Linked DNA regions of Homo sapiens: region 2 is linked to region 1. Evidence: read pairs that join two places in POLR2A ChIA-PET (ENCODE). Cell type or tissue: HepG2. All regions are shown on one strand.

Region 1 (2,500 bases):
CTCCATCCATTATTTTATACACTTAAAAATGGTTAAGATGGTGAATTTTATATTATGTGTATTTTACCAGGTTTTTTTTCAAGGAATAGGAAAGTTTCAACAGATCTGTAAGACAATTTTTCACCATGAAAAAACATAAAAGCTAAGAAAGATACCTTCTAAATCTATTAAATTGAAGATGCAGTAAGAATATGTAATGGTTCACTAACAGAAAAAAGAGACAGTTGAAAGAAATATATTTTTAACATGTTTAGCTTCACTAATAAACTTACATTATTAAAACAAGATATTATTTTCACCTGTCAAACTAGAAAATAAGCAAAAAAAAAAAAAAAAAAAAAGCTAAAAAAAAAAAATAACCTGGGCAAGGAAAATGAGTTCTCATGTACTTTGCTAGTGAAGCTATAGTCAAGGCCCTTTGGAAAAGGAACTTGTCAGCATATATTAGGAGTCTTAAAAATGTTTATACTCCGCTAGGCACGGTGGCTCACACCTGTAATCCTAGCACTCTGGGAGGCTGAGGCGGGTGGATCACCTGAGGTCGGGAGATCGAGACCAGCCTGACCAACATGGAGAAACCCTGTCTACTAAAAAAAAAAAAAAAATACAAAATTAGCCGGGCGTGGTGGCGCATGCCTATAATCCCAGCTACTCAGGAGGCTGAGGCAGGAGAATCACTTGAACCTGCGAGGCGGGGGTTGCAGTGAACCAAGATTGCGCCAGTGCACTCCAGCAGGAGCAACAAGAGTGAAACTCCGTCTCAAAAAAAAAACAAAAAATGTTCATACTCTTCGGCCCTGCAATTGCACTTCTGTGAATTAACTCTAACGAAATAATCCTAAGTGTCTAAAAAGATTAATGCACAAATATGAATGTTCTTCACAGCACTATTTATAAATATAGTAGAAAATGAAATGAACATCAGGCAATAAGAATAAAGCTCTGGTACAGCCATATGTTTTGTTTTGTTTTGTTTTGTTTGGAGACAAGTTCTCTCTGTTGCCCAGGCTGGAGTGAAGTGGCATGATCTCGGCTCACTACAACCTCCACCTCCCAGGTTCAAGGGATTCTCCTGCCTCAGCCTCCTGAGTAGCTGGAACTACAGGAATGCACCACCACACCCAGCTAATTTTTGTATATTTTTTGGTACAGACAGGGTTTCCCCATGTTGACCAGGCTGGTCTCAAACTCCTGACCTCAGGTGATCTGCCCAATTCAGCCTCCCAAGTGCTGGAATTACAGGCACGAGCCATCATGTCCAGCCCAGCCATATGTTTTTTATAAGAAACTCACAATGTTTCTGAAGAACTCGTGGTAATTTGTGAAAAAATTATGAAAAATTGTATATACCAAGTATAATTTCAAACATTTTCAGGCCAATGTGGTGGTTTACACCTGCAATCCCAGCGTTCTGGGAGGCAGAGGTGGGAGGATCACTTAAGCCCAGGGAGACCATCCTGGGCAACACGGCAAAACCCTATCTCTACAAAAAAATACAAAATATTAGCCGGGCATGGTGGTGCGCACCTGTAATCCCAGCTACTCAGGAGGCTGAGAGGCTGGAGGATTGCTTGAGCCCGGGAGGTTGCAGCTGCAGTGACCATGATCACACCACTACACTTCAGACTGGGCAACAGAGTGAGAACCTGTTTCAAAAAAAAACCAAAAAAAATTTTCAAACAACATAAACAAAAACCTTTGCCTGTAATTCTTCTGCTTTTCTATAGCTGAGCTCATGTCACAGTAATAGTGGGAAAGGAAGAAGTTTACTTCTAACTTATATTTGGGAAAAGAAAGCTATGAACGTCATAAAACATCCACCCAGCTGTCTATCATCTCAATTAAGTTGTTGGTACTCTAAGATCAGGAGCCAAGTTTTATTTATCGCTAACATCTGGCATATAACTAATTGACATATAGTAATTGTTCAATATGACAATCCAAAAACACCTATCCATCTAAATGACAGCTTTCTGAATAAAAAGAAATACACACACACACACACACACACACACACACACTTTTTTGTTGTTGTTAAACAATCAGGAATCAGACAACCAAGCCAAAAAACCTGGGAATCTCTGAAGTAGAATTTATGATTTTTTTTAAATGCTGCCACCAATGAATGCTTTTTAAAACAATCTTTAGAGGAAGTAGTAGAAATGGATTCATGAAGGTAAGTTTTAATTCAGACACTGAAGGAGGGCCTGATTATATTTGGTTAAGTGAAGAGCTTGGAGAGCAATTTAGATAAACAGGAGCTACCCAAGCAAAGGGCAGAATTAGGATCTTCCATCCCCTTTAAATGCCAATGCTCCCAAAAGTTGTACCTTCAACCTTCTGCTTTTCTCATTCTCATTCTACACACATTTTCAGGGCAATCGCATTTATTCTCACAGCTTTAATTATCACTTAAGATGACAGCTCCCACCATCAACATCTTCATTTCAGAATTGTATCCCAATCTTCAAACTCAAATTTGAACGCCCACTGGCCATCT
Region 2 (2,500 bases), 300 kb after region 1:
ATATCCCAAGCTTAGCGCTTTCTCCTAAAGTGTGCAAGCGGAATGCAACTGAACCCAGAGAAAGAGGGAGCTCCTCACAACAGTAGAAAACCAGATTGGGAGGAAGCTTTGTAACAATTGGTGATTTTATCTGCCCCAGCCAATGCACACCTACATTTGAATGTAGGTGAATTTCTGAACCAATGCCTTGATAGGTGTATATTTGATAGGCGTACCTTTGAATGTAGGTGAATTTCTGTACCAATGACCCTCGTGATGTTATCACTCTCATTCTTCAAATGAAGCAAAAGGCCCAAGAAGGCAAAGTAACATATCCATGATTACAGCGATCATCAGTGACAGGGTCAAGATGTAAACTCTTGTCTTTCTGATACTAAACTTATGTCCCTTGGCCATATTGATCATGTGGCACTCACAGGCCATATTGCTAATATTGCACTTGAGAGTGACCAGCCATCTATCCGTACTGTCCCCACATTCTCCCCTGCCTCATTCACACTAACACTTGGAGCCGTGTGCTCCATGGTTCTTCTTGCAGCAAAGTTTTCCTTCTCTCCTCTGTTGGTATGCTCATTTGTTTCCTTTAACTTCTTAGTTTCCAATTAGTCAAGATCCATATTGCTGACAGATGATCAGGGTGTGGTTCTTAGTAATGTTTATGGATAATGTAACTTCATCCAAATAATGTCTTGGGGGTTACTCAGAGAAATTTAGCAGATTAGCTAAGGGAAAGAAATAAGCTTGATGTTATCTTTGCCAAATATAATGGATTAATAGCTAAGGACAAGTGATGATTTCTTTTGTGTATTACTTATAACATAGAAAATGAGTTTTTGTTTCTGAGGAATTAGTTTCTGGTCCATGCTTGGATGAGCCAGAAGTTTAGCTTTGTTGGCACTCTGGTTTTATCCATTTTTCTTCAATTCTTCCTTGAGGTTTTGTATGTTGCTACTCCTTCTCCTTTCTGTGCTAACAATTCTTTCCAGAATTAACACTTTCGGATATGAGTATTGTGGAGGATGTGGAAAGCGTGGTCTGGTATAAGATCGCTGAACCAATGTTGAGTGTCACCGATGAATCTTCGCACCGTCCCTAGGTACCACTGGGCACCACACCAGGCCTAGGGTGACAAAAAAGGAGAAGATATATGTGGGGGAAAAGATAAAGAGACATGAAAGAAGAGAGGGCAAGAAAAAAGGGAGGGAGGAAGGGGAAATAGAAGAAGGGGTGCTCCTGGGTAGGGCAGCTAATCTGGCAATAAGATCCCCAGTCTCTGGCTCCCCACCTGTGTCCCCCCTGGGGCCTGGGTATTGCACCACAGGTCCAAAGGGTAAGAGTTCTTCACCTTTCATTTTGGCCATAGTCTGGCTTGCTCAGTTATTGTCTCATTTTTTTTACCCATCCTATTTGCCTTTTCACTTCAAATCTCAGTAATTGCAGCAGCTTCTGAGCATGACTCAGCCCTCAGATGTGATCGGTACAGCCCACAGAAAGTTTCACAATGCATTGGAATGCCTGCAGACAGACCTGCACGTCTCGAGGCATTGGAATGCCTGTAGACAGACCCACATGTCTCGAGGCCTCAGAATCCCCACTTCTTGTTACATCCTCCACTTCCCGGCTTGAGCTGCCTACTTGGCCTTTTAACGCATTTGCGTAGGTGACACCTGGCTTCCACTCTGTGAGCCCTAATCCGCATGTGCCCTCCTAAGTATTATTTTATGCGTCTGTGTTCTTCATCCACCACCACATCTTGAAGTTACTGAAGGTAGGCACTGTCAGTAAAGGCATCCCACTGCCACTCCGCTTCACCACGGCCGTAACAGGAACCACAGGTATCACTATATCTGCCATTTACTGAGCTCCTCACATGTGGCAAGGCCTGTTCCAAACACTTTACGTGTGATAATTCATTCGATCCTAAAATACAAAGAGGTTTAGATGAGGAAACTGAGGCACAGAGTAGTTAGCTTGGCCAAATTTAACACAGGGAAAGCCCAGGACTCCAAACCCTTTCAACTTTACAGGCTGCATGCTCAATCACCACACCCAAAGCCAAATTCACCATTGACAGTGGACAGCCACTGAGTTAATTACGTTGGAGAAGTCATGGGGAAGTCTGGGAGTTGAGGCATCTGGATTCCAATTCCTACTCTCTCGTTTCCTTAATTTCTTTCCTCTCTATGTGAGGGGGCATATTAAGCAAACAAATTATGATGTGTCCCAGCTTTTCTGTCTTCAAAATGGGAAGAACAGACCACCTGTATCCATCTACTGCCCAGAGAAGCCTCGTCTGTTGATGATGCATCTCTTCACCAAGAGCCCGTCAGGGCTGCAACTCTTCTGAAGGAAGGTTGGGGGAAACCATGAACAAAATAAAGAACAGCTTTCAGAGCAGAGCAATAGCTTACTTTGTGAAAGCTTGGGACACAAGTGGTTTTTTTTTTTCTATAATGTCTTTGAGCATTGCAGGAATGCAACACACCAGGTGTTAGCTATT

The links. Peaks named below come from ENCODE experiments on the same cell type or tissue, not always from the same donor. Only the 100,000 strongest peaks of a DNase experiment are listed, where the experiment ranks them.
Region 2: POLR2A ChIA-PET joins it to region 1 with 5 read pairs; 2 of 35 experiments call an interaction of 5 or more read pairs at or near these places.

What each region holds. Positions count from the first base shown.
Region 1 is chr13:44,509,631-44,512,130 of GRCh38, forward strand. The region is part of intron 1 of TSC22D1 (TSC22 domain family member 1); the gene reads right to left. Among named protein-coding and RNA genes, the nearest start is that of TSC22D1-AS1, 65 kb to the right of the region's middle. In HepG2, no CTCF peak of the experiment used is centred here; no DNase peak of the experiment used is centred here.
Region 2 is chr13:44,814,376-44,816,875 of GRCh38, forward strand. No RefSeq gene overlaps it. Among named protein-coding and RNA genes, the nearest start is that of LINC00330, 6.0 kb to the left of the region's middle. In HepG2, no CTCF peak of the experiment used is centred here; a DNase peak (open chromatin) is centred at 1,456.